Regions from separate parts of the Mus musculus genome. Here region 1 is linked to region 2. Evidence: chromatin loops called from intact Hi-C (ENCODE). Cell type or tissue: heart. All regions are shown on one strand. Links, peaks and the distances in the headings refer to the core of each region. The heading gives the core; the rest is flanking DNA. Region 1 overlaps Spag9 (sperm associated antigen 9). Region 2 holds the start of Spag9 (sperm associated antigen 9).

Region 1 (12,664 bases), core at 2,439-10,438, 50 kb after region 2:
CACAGAATTATTTAAATATTACTTTGACAAAACACATTGTTTACTGCTAACAGTGGAAAATTATTCTACTTTTTGAAAATGTGAATGACCATTCTTTAATCAAATAATAAATTTGTGTGTATTATTGATTTTACTTAAAGGTATATCTATCTTGCTATATGTGGTATATTCTTATAAGCTATGTTATCAGCATATAGAGATTGAGGAGCCAGCCTGGAGTAGTTAGTTCTAAGTCAGTCTAGATATTCAACAAGACCCTTTATCATAAAACTAACTAGCTAGCTAGCTAACTAACTAACTAACTAACGTGTTTCTTTTGGCTCGCTGTTGAGGTTGTAGTCTATCACGGCAGGAAGGGCATGGTGGCCGGCTCATGAAGCAGCTGGTCATTTGTACGCGGTCAGGAAGCACAAGCACGCATAGGCTCAGGAAGCTTTCGCATTTATGCAGTGTGAGACCCACACCCATGGAATGGTGCACCTGCATTGAGGGTAGTTATTCCATCTCAGTTCATCTGCATAGTCCTTCACAGAGATGCCAGTGGCTTGCTTACACAGGACTACACGTGTGAACTCTGTGCAGGGCTGGGCGAGTTTCATATTGAGACGGTTTAAGCACATTCTTAGTGTTTTCTTAGGCCAACTTATCATTTCTCCCTATTGTACACTTTGAAATTTTTAGAACGATATTCTAGGGTGATGTACCCAAAATCCTATGCCAGTTTAGTAACTTCTTGTTAAATCTGGTCTTTCTGATTCTATGATTTTAGGGTTTTTTTCTATGCCGTGTGTGTATGTACCTGTGATATGTGGTGTGTGTATGGGCATTTTTGTCTGCATGTATTTCTGTATACCATTTGTATATCTAGTGTCCATGGAGGCTAGAAAATGGTGTCAGATCCCCTGGAACTGAGAGTGCCTTGTGAGTGCTGGGAATTAAACCAGGTCTTCTGGAAGAGCCTCCAGCACTCTTAACTACTGAGTTATCTTTGCCATTGTTTGAAACAGGATGTCATATAGTTCAGGCTGGACTCAAACTTGCTTTGTAGGTGAGGATGGACCTTTAAACTACTCATTCTTACCACCAATGCCAAGTGCTGAATGCTCTAGATGTTTTTCTGAGATGTTTTTCTCATGAAATCTCACTGGTTTTAAGACAATAGTTTTGAGAACTGTATGTAGAAAGATTCAAGGTGACTACAGAGTCTGTGCTCCAGTCCAGTTGTTTTGCTTTTTGGTTTTGTCAGTGCGGAGTTGGTCTTTGCTGTGAAGACAACTCAACCAAGGGCAGTCTGTGCCTGTCCTAAACAACAGTTTTTCAGACAATACAGTTGAATCCTTGATGAGTCCAGCTCTTACAGAATTTACTTCTAGCTACGTGAATTAATTTGCTTACTGGGGAATTAGTAGCTTATCTGAGATGGAGGAGGACTAAAACTAGTAGACTTGGTAGAACCTCGTATAAAATAGGCCCTGGTCTACTCTCACATCTTTTCTCTATCTGAATGTTGGTCTTTCCCCTCCCTCCATCACTCCCCCCATTTTTAAAATCATAAGGATAATGTGAATTATTTAAAAATTTTTACGTGCAATGTATTTTTTATTCTGTTTGTGATATATAGCTTGTTATTTTAAATATATCAGGAAATGCCTTAGGGTGTGGGATTTTCTTGTGGGTGTGAGGAAGAAAGGACAATGAGTTCATTGCTTGCCTGGAGAGTTAACTAAAAGGCCAGATGCATCCTGCCTGGGTCCTACAGCATTTAACTACTCAAGTAGCTGCTGCATCAATCAGATTTGAGTCCCAGCTTTAAAGCTAATGATGGAAAACATTTTATTGTTAGCTATTTTACTCAGGCAAGTTATTTTCTCCTGTACCTGGGGATTATCTGTAAAATTGTGATATAGTGAGGGTTAAATAAAGAATATTTCTGTTAAAGTGGTTGGCATTCAGTATGATAGCTGCTGTTTTTCCTGTTCCTCAGTCCTAGTAAGGGCTACTGTAGTGTGGTCTGTGTTTTCATATTAGACTATTTTGGAATGCCAGGATATTATCTCTGTAATCAGTCCTTTGAAGGTCTCAAATATAGTTTTTTTCTGAATTTTAAATAAGCATTTAAAATAATAGAGAATCTATTTGGATGTAAAATTGGTTCTATCTATACATTTTGCTTATTAATGAATTACTTATAAAGGCAATCTGAAGGAGGTTTCCTTTTTAACACTCTTCCATTTGAACAAATCACCTCTATTTGATTACTCTATGGATGTGAGAACTCAGCTAATGCTTTCTAAGGCCTTTCTGACATCTGTATTTGCATATGTTAGGTCCAGCATTCGTTTTGCTGTATTAGTCTCAGTTTATTATTTTCTTGATACAAGAAGAAAGCAGCTCATTATTCCTGATTTGCTGACACAACCAAAATCTTTTTAATGCAAAATTCTTAAATTAGTATGGAAGAGAAAATAGACATTTAAATAAAACTTGTAAATATCCTTGTGATTCTGTATTCATTTCTCTTTACTGTTAACAGTTCTCATTTTGACTTTTGACTAGCCTTTTTTTTTTTTTTTTTTTTTTTTTTTTTTTTTTTTTGGTTTTCTTTGTGTAGCCCTGGCTGTCCTGGAACTCACTTTGTAGACCAGGCTGGCCTTGAACTCAGGAATCCTCCTGCCACTGCCTCCCGAGTGCTGGGATTAAAGGTGTGTGCCACCATGCCCTGCTTATTTTTTTTTTTTAAGTTTTATTTTTATTTGTGTGGTGTGTGTGTGTGGAGGCCAGGTGTGAGTTCCCATGGACGTCACCTAGATTTGAACTAATGTTTTTTAAAGATTATTTTTAACAACCCCCTTCTCTTTCTGTGTGTGTGTGTGTTATATGTCAAGGTCAGAGTACAACTTGTAACTTTTCCTTTACCACGCACAAGAGCCCTAAAGATGAAGCTCCCATCATAGTCAGCTTTTCCAGCATATGATCCTTATCTAGGACTCAGAATCAAAGACATTTCTAATTTTTATTTTCTCATTTTAATTTTTATTTCTATTAATTTGTTATTATTATAGCTGATTATATTAAATATTGATTTTAGTAAATTAGCACAGGAGAAAGTAGTTTGAAATTCTTTCAACTATAAATCTACAGAAAAAAATTAGAAATACTATCTTTCAATTGAAATTTATTTTTATTCTGGTAATTACTATTAGTATGGAAAGATGAATATACAGAATTTTTCTCAAGTTTAGCATTAATTTTGTTGTTTTCCACTTAAGTTCACAGGTTTCTCAAATGCTATTATTGTTAATCAGCAGTCTCTTAGAACCTCCTACCAAAGTCTATATACTAATTTGTATTTATACCAATATTTTTCATTTAATAATATCACATATTTTACAAAATTGCTATGCAATACAAAGGAAGATAGATATTAGCTACATTTACTGATGTGTCTTAACTGTGAGCATTTGCTATTTCTTTGCTACCACAAGTCTTTCATCCTTAGGATTTATTTCTTTACATGAAATAATAATCTTGTAAGAAAGTTGTGTCAAAATGTTTCCATTGTTATAATTCTTTGTTTTATTTTAGGTGATAGTCTTAAATTTTCTATTTTTTCTTCCTTAAAATAGATGATCCATAATTATATGGAACACTTAGAAAGAACCAAACTTCATCAGCTCTCAGGGAGTGATCAACTAGAGGCTACAGCTCATAGTAGAATTAGGTAAGCTTTGTTATATACACTTTTGCCTAAGAAAATGTGGAATCAATAATCCGTCTTTTTGTTTCTATTTTTCCTGTTTTTCCATCTGAGAACAATATTTAGTCTGCTTCCCCAAAATCTGTACAGGAAAGGAAAAGAATAGTTTGCAAAAATAGAAATACCATTTAAAAAGTTAAATTATGAGCTTTATAAATTATAAGCAACATAGTGCAGGGTTTTAATTATTTTCTTGATACTTGATGGGCATTCAGAGTAGGTTTGAAATTTTCCAGTTTGTGGGTATGCTGAAATGTTTCATTTCTCCCATATAATTGGTCCTTTTTGTTGCACAGAGGCATGTTTAAAAGGGTTAGCCAGCCATCTGTTTGATGTAGGAGTGTGAATAAATTATGTAGATCGCTAGGTATTGTAGCCAATGGGCTAAGCCAAGACTCTTAGTGGCGAGGAACGTAGTTAATAGGCTGGCTCTCTTCTGGGTTGCTGCATAAATGCTAGGAGCTGCAGCTCTATGGTTATGAGGTGGGGGGAGCGGAATGACGTCATCGCTTGGGAGCCGCTGCAGGATGGAGTGGAAAGCTGCTGCTGCTGGCATTGTTTTTGTGGCAGCAGCTGAATGACAGATCCTCACTACAAAGATACCCTTTTGGCCCCTGTGTAGGCCTCCTGGTTCGGACATTTCACCATGCCAGCACAGCGCCATGAATCCTGGATGCATGCTGCTGTTTGTGTTTGGCTTTGTTGGCGGGGCGGTGGTCATTAATTCTGCGATCTTAGTATCTCTCTCTGTTTTGCTGCTTGTGCACTTTTCTATTTCTACCGGGGTGCCAGCGCTGACGCAGAACCTACCAAGGATACTCAGGTACTCTGTCCACTCTCTCGGAAGCTCCTGCTTCACTGGGGTTTTTTTGTTTGTTTGTTTGTTTGTTTTTTATAATTCTTAGGACCATGAGTCTGCTTTGTAACCATTTCTGCTGCAGATTCAAACAATGGAAAACGGCCTCGAGCTAGGATGTCTATTAATTTGTAGGTTCCTAAATGGAACTATGTTTTGTGTTTGGAAATCACAGACCAAAAAAAAAAAAGGATTCTCTGTTGTACAAATATAAGGTCAGCGTGGTCACAATGCTGAAGAGTAAGGAAGCACAAGAGCCCAGTACCAGGTCGAAGTCTGTATAGAGCTCTGGATTTAGCTTCCGAGTATCGAGGGACAAATGGCTTTTATGCTTTGTATTGCAAATGGTTGGCCACAGAATGTAGGTTTATTTATTTATTTATTTTTCTTTGAGTTATCCTTTGCCTAATGTAAGGTTTGATGTCAGTTTTATAGTTTGAGTAACAGCTATGGAAACTGATATTTTCCTGCTACTATAAAATATATTTTAAACTAAAAAAAAAAAAAAAAATCGAAAATCTTAAGACAAGACTAGAATGCCTTCCCCTCCGTTATTTGCACATCAAAGTTGTGAAAGCTTCACAAAGCCTATTCACTATTGTTTGGTCAGACGGTGCCCTTTCTTTTCTTTGTACTCCTGGGTGACAAATGCCCATTCCTGCTTGTGGGGGTGGTCACCAGGCTGCATGCTTAGCTGCTGTTCTCTGCGTGCAGCCAGTGTGAACCACTTTCCAATGCCTAGGGATTTGCTGTCTTGTCTTCTAACTCATAAACTCAAAGAATCTGATCTGCTCAGATTTCTCTTTTGTACATGACTTGAAATTAAGATTCATAGACTATAACTAATTAGTATCTAAGTGATGATAAAATATGTTTTAATGGTAATTCTGATTTAGGCAAGAAGAATGGAAGTAGCTCCTTTCTTTCATGTGATTCTTTTTATTCATAGGCCAGCTCATGTTTAATTTTTAACACTCAGAAATTAGTTTTCTCGTATAGTCTAAAACTAGGTACTTGATCATTTATTTTCTTTCCTAATTATATTTGTTTTTTCAAACAAGTCATGTAGCCTAAGCTAACCTTGAACCCCACAGGAAGTCTCCTTCTCAGTGCTGGAATTACATACAGTTCTCTGCTGGGTTCTTTCCTGATGTATAAAATTGAGAAACAGTCTGACTATTTTGTATATGTTAGTACCTGAAAGAGTTGTATACAAATCTATGTATATTTAGGATATAAGGAAACTAAAACTTGTAGGCTTAAAAATATGTATAATATTAATATGACTAATATTAAGGGCTGGCTTAGGCTATGCTGGAGAAGTATTGCCATACAGTAACTAAGACTTTGGAGTTACCTTGTCCCATATATGCAGCCTTTGGTGATTTGTTTAATCTCTTAGGTTCCTTCTCTTAAGGTATTTTACCTCAGTGACTGATTTTAAAAAATCAAGCGAGCTATTTTTTGCACTTCATTACAGTTGCAAAATATATGATCCATTATATAAGTAAGTCATTTGTGTACCTCACATTTTTAGTAGAAGTGACTTTTAATCTTAGTCCTGCTGGTTACTAATATATAAAGCCTTAGAACATCATCTTCCCTATTGTAAAATCTGGAAAAGCAGTCCTGTTTCCTGGTTGGTTAGACCAGATAAAGCACATCAGTTTATCTGGCTCAGTTCTTTCAGGTATAGCCAAAAGGCTATCTGAAATACATATTTTCAAAAATCATTAGTACACATAAGCTGGTATTTAAATAACCAACTAAAAATCAATATATACAACTGAAGCTACTAGCTAGAGACTATAACAAGATTCAGACACTTGTCAGCCTTGCTTCTGTTAGGGAGTCAGTGGCTGGACAGCGAGAGCAGGTGCTTCAGTGTAGGGACTGAAATCTGCCACTTGGTATTTTTCTACAGGTTCTCCTTTTTTTTTTTTTTTTTTTTGGTTAACTTTTCTGTGATTTTTATTGAAGCATATAATACAAACAGCATCAAACATGCATGACAACAAAGCTCAAGACTAGTGTTTGCCTTTCACGAACTTTGTTTTGAGAGTAGAATATTGTCAGACTTATGTAACTGCATCTCTTGCCCCCATCAGCTATCTAATTGGTCAGTCCGCAGAGGAAGAAGCACATGGTGATGCTAATTTTCTAGATCTGGAGCAGAGAAACTCCAAGCATATTTGACCCCCTCCTAGAGATCTGTTTTTCTCAAAAAAGTGATAAAAGCAAAATAGAGAGTTGGGCGTATAGATGGAATAGGAAAGGAAGCTTGGGTTTAAAGAAGACTGCGCACTCCATATGTGTGGAAAGGAGTTTATGTGGGAAGATGGTGCCAGTGATGGGCTTGTATCTCAGGAAATCTGCGCTATCTTCCTAGCTTTATATTAGATAGACTCTGATTAAATTCCTACTTGCTTCTCCCTTAAGGCATGAAGGCTTGTTAGATAAAAGTCAGATAGTAGTTTGGGAATTTCTGTTCCCAAAGTAAGTTTTTCAAAATTGGGAATAGACAGCAGGCTAGCAACTTTTCATTCTGTTAACTAAAGGAAACCAAAACACTTGGCTATCATTTAATGAGAAAAAAAGAGGATTGCAGTTTAAGAACAAAGAAGCAGAAATGATGTAGTTTAAAGTAAAAGCTAATAAGTCTCAAGAAGAAACAAGTTCTATTGCCTGGAAATAGAAACGTGTAATGTGCAGTATACTCTCTATTAGGAAAAATAAAACTCTTTGTCACTGACTTGTGAAATAGCTGACTAGTGTTTACTTGTTTCAGATTTAGATTTATTTACTACTTATTGGAGTATGAATGTGGAGGTCAGAAGACAGCCTGTAGGAGCTGGTTCTCTCCTTCTGCCATGAGGGTCCTAGAGACTGAACGCAGGTGTCAGGCTTGGTGCCAATTGCCTTTATCCACTGAGTCATCCCTCCACCTTCTTTGTAATGTTTTGGAGACAGGCTCTAATGTAAACAGGCTGGGCTCTATTGTGCTTTGTGTACAAGGATGACCTTGAACTCCTCCTCCTGTCTATCTCCTACGTGCTAGGACTCCATCACTCCCAGTAAAGAAAGACTTGGAAAAGAGCTGCTCTTTTTTCCTAACAGAAGTTTTCTCATCTGCACTCTGCCTAAAAGAACTACTGTAATATGATTTGTAGAAAACCAGAACTTAAATAAAAATGTTTTGGATTTTTACTGTTGAATAGTATCCCTGTTTCAAAGAGTATATTCATTTTCCTCTAGGCAGAAAAGGCCTACTGTAAAAACACTGTAGCTTGAGGAAGTGGAAAACTAGGAACAGGGACTGGGGAGGCCTTTGCCTGTTCCTTATGACCACTAACCTCCATGGCTAACACTCAGCAGCTCTTCTCCATGTTTACCACACCAGACCACCATCAAGTTCTTGGCAGAGGCAGCTGTGGTAATGCATGCCTGTACTCTCAACATACAGCGGGCTAAGGCAGAGGATCTCCAGTTCAGGGTCAGGCTAGGCTAAGTTCTGAGACCTCACCTATGAACAGCTCCAAACTTGGCAGGTGAAAACAGTGTCTAAACAGTTTTTCCACACTTTTCTTAACTTGTGGAGCCAATGTAAAGCTTTGAGGCTGTTTTTTCTCTTTGGTATATACTTATTTAGGTGTGCGTATAGGATTATGTAGGAGAGCTGATTGCAGATTGAGAATAAGCTTTCTACAGCCAGGGGAGACCCTGACCTTGTTATCCCCTTGCCTCATCTTCCAAAGAGCTGGGATTTTTCTATCCACAGCCCAGGCTTAAAATCACGACAAATAAAAAACTAATGAGAATGTTTCATTTTTTTCTCCCCTCTTCAAATAGAAAAGAACGTCCTATATCATTAGGGATTTTCCCTCTACCTGCTGGAGATGGATTGCTTACACCTGACACTCAGAAAGGAGGCGAGACCCCAGGATCAGAGCAATGGAAATTTCAAGAATTAAGTCAACCACGTTCTCATACCAGCCTGAAGGTAAGCTTTATTTTAACAGTACATTTTATAAGCATTCTTATTCAAATAGAAGTCCCAGAAAACCAAAGGATAATCTAATAGTTTAGGGCTGCCCAGATAGTTTACTGGGTGAAAGTGCTTATCACCAACTCTGACAGTCCCCATCCTCAGGACCTACATGATAGAAGAGAGAACCAACTCCCGATTATCCTCTGACCTCTACAGAACCACAGTGACTGTAGTTCACACCTTGTTCAACCGCACACAAATAAGTAAATAAATCTAAATTTAAAAAATAGTTTATATATTTTTTAGTTTGAAAGTATCTTAAAAACAAATCGAGATGGGCTTTTCCCAGGGTATGTTCTTGCTAGTTAATTTGAAATTACATAGGAAAACAAAGCCAAATAGTGTTACATCTTTACTTTAGTTAGAGTTATCGGTGCTGCGGTGAAGCACCAGCTGGGAAGGAAAGGTTTATTTGCCTTATGCATCACTGTTCATAATCGAAGGAAGTCAGCGCAGGAACCTGGAGGTAGGAGCTGATGCAGAGGCCATGGTGGGGTGCTGCTTACAGGCTTGCTTCATATGGCTTGTTCAACCTGCTTTCTTATAGAACCCAGGACCACCAGCCCAGGGGTAGCACCACCCTCAAGGGCCTGGGCCCTCCCCCATCCATCACTAATTAAGAAAATGCCCTACAGGATTGCCTACAGCCCAATCTTAATGGAAGCATTTTCTCAATTTAGTCTACCTCCTTTCTGATGACTCTAACTTTGTCAAGTTGATATAAAACTAGCCAATATAATCTTGCTTAGTAGTCTAATGACAAGGATTTCTTTTATATTTAGTGTACCTGATATGAATCTAGAATTTAGGGTCTAGTGATGTGAGGAACTAATTGGGATTTTGTTTTGTTTGTGTTTGGTTTTTTATTTTTGTTTTTATGGTTACTGGGGATCAACTTAGGGTCTTGTGACTACTTTTGGAACCCTATATTCAGAAATTCTAACTATTTATTTTTAGTGTGACTGTTGCTGGTGGAGCACACTTGTGGAAGTCAGGAAACAACTTTTGGGAGTTGTTCTTCCACTGTAGGTTCTAGGACTAGAATTTAGGTAGTCAGGCTTGTGTTGAAAGGACTTCTGCCTATTGAGCCATCTTGCCAGTCCTCAGCTCTGGGCCATGAGTGTGACAAGCAAGCACTCTGTTACTGAGACATATTCCTTTTAAGTTTGAAATAGTGTGTACCTGCTTGTTGCCTATATATGTACCACCTGGGTGCAGTGCCTGAGGAGGCTAGAAGAGGGCACTGAATTCCCTGTAGGGCTTCACTTCATTATATTTCTTATTAATTTGACTCAAGGTCTCACTATGAAGCCCAGATTGGCCTTGAACTCAAGGTAGTTCTCCTGCCTCAGCCTTCCAAGTGTTAGGATTGCAGGTATACTCAGCATGCTCAATTATAATTCCACTTGAAAGACACAGTGCATTTTTCCTTCCTTAAAACTACTTTATGAAAGAGATATATAAAATGTATTCTGTTTAGCCCAAAAGACCTGATGTTAATTCTCTAAAGAATATATTTTGATCTAGAAAAATTTAGTAAATAATTGATACATGTAATTATAAGGTATTCTAAGAAGAGATACATTAATAATCCTTAAAAATGTTTTAAAGTTAGTCATGGTTTCATGCAACTGTTATTTCTATTAAGAAAGCTGAATCAGGAGGTTTGCAATCAGTATAGCATAGGCTCCATATTGAGTATCATAACAACCAATGGTACAGAGTAAGATCCTATCTCAACACAAGAGAGACAAGGGGAGAGGAAGAGAGCTGTCACCTGAACTCAACCTGGGCAACATAGACCTTACCTGAAGAAACAAACACAAATGTAAAGTTATGTTCTATATAGTATAAAATAGAATATTTAATAAGGGACTATTGATTATTAAAATGAAAGCCAGCCAGTCACAGGGAGTACACTCTTAATCCAATCCCAGCATTCTGTAATAGAAGAGACAGGCAGATCTCTTTGAGTCCGAGATAAGCCTGGTCTACATAGTAAGTTTCAGGACAGAAAGAGCCATATACTGAGACCCTGTCTCCAGAAAAAAAAAAAAAAAAAAGCCCTAGTATATTGTAAAATCTACTGTATCATTATATAAATAAATTCTTTCTCCTCTTTCTTGGTGAAACATGGTCTCAGATATCCCAGGCTAACTTCCAATTTACTATGTAGTAAAGGATGACCTTGAACTTCTCATGTGAGTCTACCTCCTGAGTGCTAGGGTTAAGTAGGCATGTGTGAATACACCTGGTAATGTGGTTCTGGGAATTGACAAAGCCCTTACTAATCCTAGGTTAGCACTCTGCCAACTGAGCTATAGTCTTAACTCCTTATATCTTTTCTTGCCTATAATATGTGTCACTATCTAAATACCTGTTATAGGAACTCAGTACTTGTGTTGTTGTTGTTGTTGTTGAGAGAGTTCACACTATGTGTCCCAGTTTGGAGTAACACTTGTAATCCTCCTGCCTCAACCTCCTAGGTGCTAGGATTATGAACATGTAGCAGCATACTCGGCTAGAACATTTGTTCTAAGTCCACCTGTCCCACTTCCTGTATAGTTTCTCAGAAGCTACTTGTGCTCAAATATGTCAGTGGGGATGGCACTGTGACGTGTTTGTTCTTTATTCTGTGTCCACACTGACTTTTTTTAAATGTACTTGTAGCTTTAATAGATCTTCCAAAATACCTCTTAGTGGCTCACTTCCTGTGTTCTCTTTTCTAAAACAAACTTAGGTAGGAAGGATACTTATAACGTATCAAAAATGTATACCATATGGCAGCCATGCTTTAATTACTATCCAGACTGAACAGTAAGGAAAGATTATCATAGTTCTTTTATTTAATCCAGTAATAAGCTATGACAAAACTTTACTGGCAAGTTATAAACTAATTAAGAAATGATTAATAATGATGGGTTTTGTCTACTCTGGAAATTCAAAGATAACATTACTCCCCAAAGAGTTTATAAAGCAAAATCCAGTCTGTTTCTTGATGTGTGGAAAGTCTCAGCAGGTACAGTTTTAAGGAACACCTAAGTCCTTGCAATCAACCAGGTGCCTCTCTAACTTGGTCAAGAGTTGGGAGTCAGGGCTTGATTTCCCACAAGGACCATGTCCTGGGCATGTCACATAGCCTCTCATCTTGGGTTTTCATCTGGGACAGGAATTGAAATAGGCTGGAGTGTGTGTCTGTGTGCTTGTGTGCTGTGTGCATGTGTGCACGTGTTTATACACTGGATGTTACTGGTACACACCACTCACTGTTCCCAACTTTTACATGGTTGCTACAACTCTCATTTTTCCTGAGAACTTTGATAAAGACCTAGCTATGTTTAGGACATGGTTTGACTTCATTATGAAAAGAAATATCAAAGGTCACGATTATAGGTGACTTTAATTTTCCTAGCACAACTTTTTTTGAAGTAAGATTAATATGAGAATATTCCATGAGAAAAATTGCATGATGAGTTTTAAACAGTGTAACAGGAGGAAATAGAAAGCTTTGATGCAAGAATGCTACAAAGGAGATTTGCTGATGATGGTAAAGTTATGAATCGTCTTTTTTGATTTGTTGAAAATTTCCTGGTGTGCGATCTGTTAGTGATGTTACAAGAATTGCAAGGGTTTCTGAGAGTGGTGTACCTAACAACTGTTCAAGCCTTTTCTTTACATATTGCCTAATACAAGTAGATAAGCAATAGAATTTCAAGTATTATTATGCGCTATTAAGAATGCAAAATAAAACTGGGGTATGGTGGTGCTTGCCTTTGATCCTAGCACTCAGGAGGCAGAGGCATGTGGGTCTCTGTGAGTTCAAGGCCAGGCTGATTGTAGAGGGTTTGCCTTTAAAAAAAAAAAAAAAAGCACCCAATATTGTGGTGCATGTCTTTTGATCCCAGGACTCAGGAGGCAGAAGCAGGTGGATCAATGTGAATATGAGGCTACCTGGTTTACATGGAATTTGAGGACTACCACAGAGAAGTCTGTCTGAAAAAAA
Region 2 (12,664 bases), core at 2,390-10,389:
AATTGATATCAATATGCTGTCTAGGCTACATCCACTGGCAGCTTGCTATTTGTGTGCTAACTATTCCCAGAGGTGTGGGAGTCTCGGGCAGCGGCTGAAGTCTCTGAGTGTCACATCTCACATCACCTGTGCAGAGTAAAGATGGGGCTGCTTATGAGACATCAGCATTCTGCAAAGAAGGTGTTAAGGGACGAGTTCTCACATCTCTTGAAATGTCTTCCATCGTTGGTCCTGATTGGACTTGCTGGATTGTCTGAGAAGATCTGAAGTGGGCCGGAGCAAATCAAATGCCGAAAATTAAGACCTTCATGGTCACCTTGGGAAAATCTGGCCACACTGACACTGCAACACACCTACCCACCAAGTGCTCCCATTGATTGTCTCAACTCCCAGCCCTGTTCTTGCTGTTTGGATTCTTATCCACTAAATTCCAGTCCCCTGGAAAGGAAGTCATGGGCCAGATTGGGATGGTAGCATCATATGCTCAAATGACTACTACATGCATTCTGATCAAACAATATTTGGAACAGTGCGTGGATGGAACAACTGCTCTACCGCAGGCCGCTTTTGAGATACCACCTTTCCTGTCCCTGGAGAAAAATCTCAAGAAGCGCCTTGTGAATGATTTGAATGCATAGGTGCTCTTCGGCATAATGACTCCATCAGACTTGCTCCGCAGGCATTCGAGAACCTTTCCTCAGCAGCATTTTTTTCTTTTTTGAGCAAGCGTGAGAGTGCGAGAATGACAGCATTCAAAGCACCAATAATACAACCTGGTTCAACCTTACTACATAGAGCTAGAGAGCGCCAAATCATACGATCAGGAATAGGTGGAGAAATGAGTCTCAAAGTCCAAGCTGTTCTCAGGGCTACTGGTGCTTCGCCATGGAAAAGTGAACCAATGCTATTTTAAAACAAAAGAAAAGAAAAAAAGAAAACATAGTCTTATATAATATTTGTGTCTTTTTAGGAAACCAAAATTTTAGAATCCTCACTGCATACATCTCTATTTATTTATTCACTTATTTATTCCTTCCTTCATTTATTCACTCATTTTTGATGTAGTCTTATGTAGCCCAAGCTGGCCTGGAAGTCACTGTGTGGCTGAAGTTAACCTTGAACTTCTGATCCTCCTGCTTCAAAATTCCCAAGGGTTGGGTATACACTCCTGTGTAACTGTATCTGACCAGAACCATAATTATTTATTGGTTTTTCTTTTTAAAAAAGATTTATTTATTTTACTTATGTAAGTACATTGTAGCTGCCTTCAGACACACCAGAAGAGGGCAACTGATCCCATGACAGATGGTTGTGAGCCACCAAGTGGCTGCTGGGAATTGAACTCAGGACCTCTGGAAGAGCAGTTAGTGATCTTAACCTCTGAGCCATCTCTCTAGCCCTATTTATTGGCTTTTCAAGATAGGGTTTCTCTATATAACAGCTCTGGGTGATCTGGGAAATTGCTTTGTAGACCAGGTTCATCTCAAACTCGCAGAGATCCACTTGCCTCTGCCTCACAAGTGCTGGGATTAAAGGCAGGCATTGGCTCCACAATTTTAATTTATAATTACATTTATAAATATTAATTTATAAATACATTTAATCTATAATTGCATTATTGTAATATATTTATTATATATTACATTTATATATTACATTAATTTATAATTTCACACGGAAGCGCCATAGTATGTGTGTAGCGGTCAGAAGACAACTTGTGGAGCAACCTCGCTGCTTCCTTGTGTGCACTAGGAGTTGATGCACAGCACCACGCTTGGCAGAAGTGGCTTTACTCACTCAACCATCTTGCTGGCCCTCAGCAGCAGAACTTTAGAATGAAAGGAAAACCCTGGTCTTTAACAAATCCCCAAATTCCACAAATAAACTGAGGTTCACTAGTCTTTATGTGGTGACTTGTACCCAACAGGTACTTAGTAATTATTAGTTGGTCCTCCCCCCCACCCCCACCACCAAAGTTGTTTGCCATGACAGGACACAGGCTACTACAAGGTTCTCCACTTCAAAGCCATTTCCTTTCAACTCTCTTGCACCAGGTTACGCTGTTCCATTGGATCTACTTGTCCCGAAATTCACAGTATTGTTTCACTTATTTATCGAAGTGCTGGCAATTGAATCTAGCCTAGTGTACAATAAATAAGCACCATTAAACTATCTTTCCATGTTCTATCCCTCCCCCTCTGTCTGTCTGTCTGTCTGTCTGTCTGTCTTTCCTCTATCTCTGTGTGTTTGTATGTTTTGACACACAGTTTTATTCTGTATCCCAAGCATATTTGGTACTAACTACTGAATAACACAGGTTGGCTTCCAATTCACGATCCTGTGTCTCAGCGCCCCCAGTGCTGGTATTACAGATGTGAGCCACCACACTTGCCTTTATTAGCTCCATTGAGATTTAGCTCAGATACCATACAACTTAAGTGTAGAATAGAATGCCTTTTGATATATTGACAGAGTTGTGCATCACTTCAACTTTAGAACATTTCTATTACCTCAAAGGAAATTCCACACTCATTATTGGTCACTCCCATTTATCATTATCACACAATTCAGGTAACCACTAATTTACTGTGTCTCTAGATTCAACAATTACAGACATTTCATATGAATGAGATCATATATTTCATTTAGTGTATGTTTTTGACATTCATCCATGTTGCAGTATGTACTTTATTACTGAATACGATTCCACTACACACTTTATTACATGTAGTACACATACACTCTCAGCAAACACGTTAGCTCACAACCATCTGTAATGGGATCTGATCCCCTCTCCTGGTGTGCATGCAGATAGAGCACATACCATCTCTTCAGCCCCCAGTTTGCTTTTTTTTTTTTTTAAGATTGATATGTATGAGTGTTTTGCTGCATGCATGTACATGTTTTATGAGTGCATCTGATGTCTGAAGAGATCAGAAGAAAACACTAGATCTCCTGGAACTGATTCTAGGGATGGCTGTGAGCCACCATGCTGGGAACTGAACCTGGGTCCTCTGGGAGAGAAACCAGTGCTCTTATCTGCTGAGCCATCTCTCCAGCCCCTGTTCCTTAGTTTTCTTTTTAAGATTTGTGTGTGGATGTGCTGAGAGGGTGTGCCACATGTATATAGGCGCCCACAGAGGGTGAGTCACATGTATGTAGGTGCCCACAGAGGGGTGCCCACAGAGGGTGAGCCACATGTATGTAGGTGCCCACAGAGGGTGAGCCACATGTATGTAGGTACCCACAGAGGGTGTGCCACATGTATGTAGGTGCCCACAGGGCCAAGAGTCAGGTGTTTTGGAGGTGGAGTTGCAGGAGGTTGTGTGCTGCTGGAGACAGACAAGCGCTGGGAACCTAACTGTGGTCCTCTGCAAGAGCAATGAGCACTCTTGACTGCTAGGCCATCTCTCTCATCCGTGATTTTAATGAGAACATTTCATTGTAGCCACACGGTCGTGGTGCACACCTTTCATCCCAATACTGGAGTGACTTCAAGGTCAGCCTGCATTAAAGAGAGAGCTCAAGAACAGCCAGCACTATACACAGAAACTCTGTCTCAAAAAAAAAAAAAAAAAGAAAAAAAGAAAAAAAGAAAGAAAAGAAAAGGAAAGAAAAGAAAGTAAAAAAGAAAGGAAGGAAGGAAGGAAGAAAGAAAACCTAAAAAGTATTTTAAGTTGTATTTATTTGAGGCAGGAACACATGTGGAGGTGTCAGAAGGAATGTCAAGGGTTGTTTTTCTCCTATCATATGTGTCTGGTGCCCAAACTCAAGGTTTAAGGCTTGGTGGTATGGGCCTTTCCTCAAGCTCTGTTTATTTTTCCCATTATGCCTGTATTTGTGGAGTGTGTGTGTGTGTGTGTGTGTGTGTGTGTGTGCATGTATGTATGAAGTGCAGTGCTTCTTAGTGGCCAGAAGTGGTTTCTGGATTCCCTGGAGTTGGAGTTACAGGTGGTTGTGAGCTGCCTGAACCTGACTTCACAGCAGGAGCAGTACTTGTTAGTTTTTTTTTTTTTTTTTGGTTTTTTTTTTTTTTTTGACAGAGACCAGTACCTGTCTTAAACACTAAGGAATCTCTCCACTCTACTCTTCTAGTAATAGAAAAACCTAAAATTACATTCTATTTATGTATGTGCTGCATCAGGTGAGTGAAGGTTAGAGGACAACTTGTGGGAGGTGGTCCTCTCTTCCTCCCCTGTAAGGCATGGGATTGAACTCGGGTCGCCAGAAGGTGGTAGCAGGCACCCTCACCTGCTGAGCCATTTCACTGACCCCTACATTTTATGCATTGAAGCAAGGTTTTTCCTGTGGTCCAGGTTGGCCTGGAGCTTACAGTTTTCCTAGACTGGTGACTTGAATTGAATGCCTGGGATTTACATGGTGGAAGGAAAAGAACTGACTCTGGCCTCCACAAACAAAATGCAATAATTAGAAAAAAGTAGTGGCACATGCCTTTAGTACCAGCACTCAGGAGACAGAGACAGGCAGATGGCTATATGTTTAAAGTCAGCCTGGTCTACAGAGTGAGTTCCAGGACAGCCAGGGCTACACAGAAAAACCCTGTCTTGAAAAACAAAACAAAAACAAACACAAAGGAGCAAACATAAAAAACATTTTTCTTTAAGCATTCTTAAGTATACAATAATGTTGTAGAAATACAAAAAACAACTCTTGCTCTAAGTCTTCCATCTCTGACTCCCAGGAAAACAGAGTTACTTAGGAAGACTGAGTGGCGTCACTCATGAAGGGGTAGGGAAGGGAGAGAGAATATTCATAGCAAGATTTCCTCCGTTTTCAAGGTGAGATTAAGAAGTGATAGGTGCCTGAAGAAATAGGCTCAGCAGTTAAGAGGACTGGCTGCTCTTGCAGAAGACCAGGGTTTGATTCCCACCACATACATAGAGGCTCACAACCAGCTAAAACTCCAGTTCTAGCTGACAGGACACCGTCGGCAGGCTCTGCACAGGACTGGTGCCCAGACATGCACACAGGCAAAACATTAGTTCACAAAACAAAACAATAAAGTTCTTTTTAAAAATCGATAGGGCATTTTGAGCTCATACTCAACTAGCTGGGCAGCATTCCTAGAATCCAGACATATACACAAAGTAAGGGTGAGGAAGGGAGACAGGGAGAGCACAAACTAAGGGTAGTGGCGCAGGGGTTCGGGAAATTGTTTTGACAGTTTTCATCTTTGTCCTTTTGCACTGGGTCAACCTCCACAGAGCTTTTGGTGGTTTCCAGGGAGATGGAAGTGTGGGAGACTTTGGGGATGATCTGAAACTTCTAAACACCAAACAGGGTATTTAGGACTCCGGGAGGTAGCCAGTCTTCTCCCTAATAACTTGTCTATTTAAATCCTCTCTGTTCTTCCCATATATTTAGATGAGTCGGAGTCGGTGTATCTGAGTCAGCTATGGCAAAGGGAAGAGGCTTTTGCGAGTGTCTTCCGCCAAACTTGAGACTGGAAGATGAGAATACACGGAAGTAATCTCTGACTCAGCCTGCCCAAGGCTAGGGTGTTGTGGCATTCCCCACGAGTGACGCACTCCCAAGATAGGTGACTTCATGTATCATGGGACTTATTCCACCACTGACTCCACCCCATAGCCTCCTCTGCTTCTTCTCTCACTTCCCAGCCCCACCTCCCTCTCAAGATCAGAGAGGGACCGGTGGTAGTGGCTGCAGCCTAGAACTGTCTTTCTCATAGGCAGGGAGCAGAGGGACCCAGTGTTTGGCAAAATGCAAAAAGTGGTACTCATTTTCCCTTCTCCAGACGCTTCGCTCTTCTGGTTAAGGCTATCCTTACTCTTCCTTAACATCAAAGTGTACTATCGTACTCGAGGCAACCTGATCCTCTAGGCAGTCATTCTAGTTACAGCTTTTTCCCTCATCCACTGTTTTCCTTTGAGTCCAGAATTCTCAGTAGGAAGTAGAGAGAGTCTCGCCTCTGCCTCTTTCCTGTTCTAGCGGTATGACCTTGACTAACCCGCAACTTCCCTGGCCCTAGTTTCTTTGTCTGTTAAGCAGGGTCCACACGTCTGGCGCACCAAGAAGGCGCGGGATGAGCCGTAAAAAGGCGAAGAAAACGCTTGCAGCCTCCTGGGGAAAGTTGTCAGTCTTCAGAGCCCCTCCCTTTCCTCTGGGAACGCCCAGCCAACGCAGCCTCCGGCTGTCACTTCCTCCACCTCTCACCTCTCGGTCCGCGCGCGCGCGGCGCCGGGTGTTGGCGTCACAGCCGGCGCACGCCGCCGCCAGGCCCCGCCCCTCGTCCGCGCCTGGCCTCCCGCGGGGCCCCGCCCACCGGGGCGACGCGGCGCTGGCCCCGCCCCACGGGTGACGCGTAGCGCGCGCGGCCGGGCCGCCCCGGCAGTTGGTGCAGCGGCGGTTGGGGCGAGTGCGCTCACCCCACCCCTCCCCTCCTTGGCCAGGGCTCCGGCCCCCACCCCGCGGGGCCCAGCCCCAGCCCCAGCCTCCGCCGGGCCCGTCCCGTGCGGGCCCGTGCCACCCCTCAGCCGGCGACGCCCGGGGCCGCCCGCCCGCCCGCCACCATGGAGCTGGAGGACGGTGTGGTATACCAGGAGGAGCCCGGAGGCTCCGGGGCCGTGATGTCAGAGCGGGTGTCCGGCCTGGCCGGCTCCATCTACCGCGAGTTCGAGCGGCTCATCGGGCGCTACGATGAGGAGGTGGTCAAGGAGCTGATGCCACTGGTGGTGGCCGTGCTGGAGAACCTGGACTCGGTGTTCGCGCAGGACCAGGAGCACCAGGTGGAGCTGGAGCTGCTGCGGGACGACAACGAGCAGCTCATCACCCAGTACGAGCGGGAGAAGGCGCTGCGCAAGCACGCCGAGGAGGTGAGGGCCGGCGGGGGCGGGGGTCGCAGCCGGGCTGGGGACGCTGGGCGCGCCAGGCGCACCAACGCGCCAGGGTGGACTCCTGAAGGGCAGGCCCGAATCCAGGGCCCGGGACAGTGCTCCGCAGCGTCTCGGGACCCCGGGACACTGGCCGGTGCTGGAAGCCTAGGCAGGCCAGCGAGTGTCCAGGAGAGGGGTGAAGTGGGAGGAAGGCCGGGGGAGGAAGCGACACTCTGGCATCTGAGGGCACCTGGGACTGCCCGAGGGCGGAGACTTGAGGGTGTCTGGTTGCTTCTTGTTTAGGGAAGTTTCCGACCACCGTAGGATAGTCGGGTGCGGGTTCAAACTTTTAGCATGGGGAGGGGCAGTGCTGTCCTGCCCGTGTCAGTTCCGCTGGCTTCGGTACCTTTCCAGGGGGGGCTGCTGCTGCTTTGGGAAGTTAGAGATCTCCCTCTTTCGGTCAGTTTCTTCTTGACATTTAGATCCTCTTGAGAAGGAAGTCTACCTATGTACCCTTTTTTTTTTTTTCCATTTAATTTTAACACTTAGTCAACCACTTAGAAGTCGACTAGCAGAGTCCAGTAAGTACATACAGTACATTCATTTACTTTATTAATGTTCCTCACAGAGGAATGTTCCTCCTTCGTGTCAGGTGGTAACCTTGGACAGTTCCCTGACAGCCTCCTCTATTTATAAAGACTGGGGGGCGGGGTTGAGAAGGTGTGGGTGAGTGTTACAACACTTGTCCTGTCTGCGTTTGCTTTGCATCCTGCAGTTTCTAAGTGCACTTGGCTGGCTCTTTGCTCGAACACCTGAGCGGTGACCTTTGTACTCGTCACCTGAGTGTGTGAGCCTTTTTGGATCCTGGGCTGTAAATGATCCTCTAGCTTTTTGAGCGAGTTCAGGATTTTAGCCTGCAGGCTGAGCGCCCTGGCATTGTTTCTGAAGAACCTTTCTTCGGCAGTCAAAATGCTCTCCTTGTTTTTGTGCCAGACATCTACTGTACCTAGCTAAATACATGGTGATTGAAGGAGACTAATTATCGAAGGAACCACGTGTTGTTTTTCAAAACTACATGACGCGGTAGAAGAATGTGACATTTGTTTGGCAGCTCAGTTCCTAGCATTAAATAGGCAGTTTATTTTGTTATTTGTGCCTCTGCATTCAGGTAAATGATTCTTTTTTTTTTTTTTTAAAGTCATGATTATAGTGGCGCTTTGTAATTGAGATTTTGCAGTCCACCTATCTTAAAGAAAGGCATTGAATTTGCCAAACAAAATTGACTTTATTTCAAGAGTATGTTTACAAATAAACACGGAGGGAGGGTTGAAAAGAAGACAAGGCCACAGCCCCGTTAGTTTCTTGGTTTATAAAACAGATCAAGGCCTTTAAGGTGGCGTGCCACTTGGGTGCCACTTGCCACTGATACAGACTTTTGTCATGATGTGGATGCAGTTGGAAGAGAGTGGGGCCAAATATACACAGATTAGGAGCAAGTTCAATGTAACCTATTACCTCTGGTTAAAAAAAAAAAGGAAATGTTCCCTCCAGCCTTAGCCTGCGGACAGGATGAAGTGCCGAGGTTACACAGTCCAAGAAAACCAGCTGTTACAGGTTACAGAATCAGAAAATAAAACTGCTAGGCTTTGTTTTCTTTATTTTTCTTTATTTGTTCATTTATTTTGGTTTTTCAAGACAGGGTTTCAGTGTGTGGCCCTGGCTGGCTATCCTGGAGCTTGCTCTGTAGACCAGGCTGGCCTGGGACTCACAGAGATCCCCCTGTCACTGCCTACCTAATGCTGGGATCAAAGGCATGCACCACCTCTGTCCGGCTTATATTTATTTAAGTAAATGACTTTAAAAACAGTCTGTTCACTAGGTTTCTTTAACATTTATACTTCTTAGTTAAATCTGTCACATCTCCATAATGAAATGTTTGGGTAGACTCCTGACCTGAGAATTAACAGCACTGATGAGATGCTAGACGAACCCTGCCCTAACCACAAACATAAAACCCCAGCAGCAGCAGCAACAGCAGCAGCAGCAGCAGCAGCAGCAGCACTACTCATGGAAGATGCTAAGCGGTTTTGCCTATACCTAGGAGTTCAGTCTTCCAGGCCAGTGTACAGAGTGGATCCTGTTTAATTCTCTCCCTGAATGCTCAGTGCCTTTAACCCAGAGATTAAGAGCATGTGCTTATAGCAGAAGTGCTCCAGGGAGGGTATTTACAAAGTAATTTGAAAGCATGGTAATTGTTCATCTCTAGAGCATAAAGTAAATTTTGGGTATCTTTGTGGGAACTTAAGAAGGCCTGGGAATGGTGAAGGTGTTAAGGAACCTATGAGGTGCTGTAATCTCTTGCTTGCAGAAATTGCCAGAGAGGGGGCAGGAATGTAATTTCTATTATAATGGTTGTACTTAATTTGAATGTACTCCACTTTTTTTTGCTTTTATTTGAATTGTGTATGTGTGTAGTTGGTTTGTTGTTTTAGTGACTCCTTTTAGAACTGCTTTTTGGAGGTCGGGTGGAGTGGAAAGGTGGCTCAGCAGTTAAGAGCCCTGACTTCTCTTCCTGAGGTCCTGAGTTTAATTCCCAACAAACACATAGTGGTTTATAACCATCTGTAATGGAATTGGATGCCCTCTTCTGGTGTGTCTGAAGAGAACCACAGTGTACTCACATGCTGTTTTGGGAACTGGAGTATAGCTTAGTGGTAGAGTGCCTGCCTAGCATTCTGTCTGGGCTCAGTCCACAGCACTGTAAAAAGTTACCTCCAGCACCAAACATCAGCAAATAAAATACATAGAGAAAGGCAGAGTTTTACATAGTTTTGGGCCAGTGTCAAATGGTAATAAATGCTTTCACTGGACACTCTTGCCCTTGGTTCCCTGCCATGCAGCTTTCCTTTAACCCAGGCCTGGCAGATACTTTTGCTCTTGTTACACCCTTGCCACACAATGTCTTCCCCAGAGTTTAACCTGGTGAGCTCTTTTCTTCCTCCCTTTTTCCCTCCCTTTTTCTTCCTTCCTTCCCTCCTCCTCACCCTCATCCTTCTTTCTTTAGTCTTAGCCTGTGCTTTCTTTCTATATAAACCTGCTCTGTACCCACATCAGCCTTGAACTTGAAATTTGTTTGCTTCAGCCTTCCAAGTCTTGAGGTTACAGGCTTATACTGCCATTCTCAGCCAGTTCCTGTCAATTATATGCTCAGTTTAAATACCTTTCTTGTCCATTGTGTAATGAAATATTGGGTGGCCCTCCTGAATCCATTTATTTGCTTTTTTGAAGGGTGTGGGGAGAGACTGGGTTACTCTCTTTCCAAGGCTGGTCTAGAACTTAGAATTTCTGGCTGCAGATTCCTGACAATTGTGTCTCAGCTTTCTAGGATCTGAGTATAGGTGATTATAGTAATTTGCTACCATGGCTGGCTCATCCCTTTAACAAAATTTATTTATTTATTTATTTAAGCATGCTTAAGGATGAGTTTGCCATGGCTCATGGGCAGAGGTGAGAGGAGAACTTAGGTCAGTTCTTTTATTCTACCAAATTATTCTTGGGGATTAAACTTAGGTCAGCAGGGGCTGATGAGATGGTTCAGTAGCAGTTAAAGGGCTGGTCCTGGTCTTGCAAGGGAGCCAAGTTCTGTTCCCAAAACCCACATCATCAAACAGCTCACATTTGGCTGTACCTCCAGCTCCAGAGGGCTCTGAGGCCTAAGGGCTCTGTGTACACCTGCACTTGTGTGTATACTCACAAGCAAACACACACACACACACTAAAATAGAGAAATAATTCTTAGGAGCTGGAGAGATGGCTCAGTGGTCAAGAGCACATACTGCTCTTCCAGAGGACTGAGTTCAGTTCCTAGTACCTATATAGGCAGCTGACAATTGTTTGTAATTCCAGCTCCAGGATCTATCTTCTAGAGCACTGCACTTACGTGTACAGACCTACATTCAGACAGTACATAGACAGGTCATGATTAAAACCTTAAAAACTGGGTCTGGAGAGATAGCTCAGTGGTTTAGTGTACACACACACACACACACACACACACACACAAAATACCAATGACACAAAAAACATAAAATCTCAAAAAATTTTAATAAATACATCTAACACACCCCAGATAACCTCAGGGCATCAGGCTTGGAGACAAGTGCCTTCAGCAGCTATATTGTCTCACTAACCCAAGTCTGGTCTTTTCATAGTCTTTTGTTTATTTGTTTTGAGGAGGATTTCACGATTTTTCTGCCTCTCAAGTGCTGGGTTTACAGGTCTGTACCACTACTGTTAATTAGTCATAAAAAAAAATTGGGGGCTAGAGAGATGGCTCAGTGGTTAAGAGCACTGACTACTCTTCTGAAGGTCCTGAGTTCAAATCCTAGCAACCACATGGTGGCTCACAACCATCCGTAATGAGATCTGATGCCCTCTTCTGGAGTGTCTGAAGATACAATGTACTTACATATAATAAATAAATAAATCTTAAAAAAATAAAAATAAAAAGTCGGAGCAAGGCATGGTAGTACTTACCTTTAATCCCAGCACTCTGGAGGACAGCCAGCGCAGCACAGTAAGACCTAGTCTTAAAACAAAACAAAAACTCTAAAACATGCTTTTAATTTTTTAAAATGTGGTATTTGTTACATATATGTGTATCATTTCCATGTTAATTCGGGGGTGTATTCACATGTGTGTGTGGTTTCCGTGTTCATTAGGGTGTGTTCACATGTGTGTGTGGTTTCCATGTTCATTAGGGTGTGTTCACATGTGTGTGTGGTTTCCATGTTAATTCGAGGTATATTCACATGTGTGTGTGGTTTCCGTGTTCATTAGGGTGTGTTCACATGTGTGTGTGGTTTCCATGTTAATTCAGGGTGTATTCACATGTGTGTGTGGTTTCCGTGTTCATTAGGGTGTGTTCACATGTGTGTGTGGTTTCTGTGTTCATTAGGGTGTGTTCACATGTGTGTGTGTGTGGTTTCCGTATTCATTAGGGTGTGTTCACATGTGTGTGTGTGTGGTTTCCGTATTCATTAGGGTGTGTTCACATGTGTGTGTGGTTTCTGTGTTCATTAGGGTGTGTTCACATGTGTGTGTGGTTTCCATGTTAATTCAGGGTGTATTCACATGTGTGTGTGGTTTCCGTATTCATTAGGGTGTATTCACATGTGTGTGTGGTTTCCGTGTTCATTAGGGTGTGTTCACATGTGTGTGTGGTTTCCATGTTAATTCAGGGTGTATTCACATGTGTGTGTGGTTTCCGTGTTCATTAGGGTGTGTTCACATGTATGTGTGGTTTCTGTGTTCATTAGGGTGTGTTCACATGTGTGTGTGTGTGGTTTCCGTGTTCATTAGGGTGTGTTCACATGTGTGTGTGGTTTCCATGTTAATTCAGGGTGTATTCACATGTGTGTGTGGTTTCCGTGTTCATTAGGGTGTGTTCACATGTGTGTGTGGTTTCCATGTTAATTCAGGGTGTATTCACATGTGTGTGTGGTTTCCGTGTTCATTAGGGTGTGTTCACATGTGTGTGTGGTTTCCGTGTTCATTAGGGTGTGTTCACATGTGTGTGTGTGGTTTCCGTGTTCATTAGGGTGTGTTCACATGTGTGTGTGGTTTCCGTGTTCATTAGGGTGTGTTCACATGTGTGTGTGGTTTCTGTGTTCATTAGGGTGTGTTCACATGTGTGTGTGTGTGGTTTCCGTGTTCATTAGGGTGTGTTCACATGTGTGTGTGGTTTCTGTGTTCATTAGGGTGTGTTCACATGTGTGTGTGTGTGGTTTCCGTGTTCATTAGGGTGTGTT

The links. Peaks named below come from ENCODE experiments on the same cell type or tissue, not always from the same donor. Only the 100,000 strongest peaks of a DNase experiment are listed, where the experiment ranks them.
Region 1: a loop joins it to region 2, with 2.5 times the contacts of the local background. A loop is called at or near these places in 5 of 42 quality-filtered maps.

What each region holds. Positions count from the first base shown.
Region 1 is chr11:94,039,946-94,052,609 of GRCm38, forward strand. It overlaps Spag9 (sperm associated antigen 9), which reads left to right. Exons shown (of 29, transcript NM_027569.3): 4 at 3,627-3,721; 5 at 8,463-8,613. Among named protein-coding and RNA genes, the nearest start is that of Gm38951, 28 kb to the right of the region's middle. In heart, for the core only: no CTCF peak of the experiment used is centred there; a DNase peak (open chromatin) is centred at 4,256; H3K4me3 peaks cover 1,498 bases; H3K27ac peaks cover 1,128 bases.
Region 2 is chr11:93,989,720-94,002,383 of GRCm38, forward strand. It overlaps Spag9 (sperm associated antigen 9), which reads left to right and starts at 6,372. Exons shown (of 29, transcript NM_027569.3): 1 at 6,372-6,854. The coding sequence starts at 6,552. In heart, for the core only: a CTCF peak has its summit at 7,321; DNase peaks (open chromatin) are centred at 5,572, 6,312, 7,092 and 7,632; H3K4me3 peaks cover 3,248 bases; H3K27ac peaks cover 2,884 bases.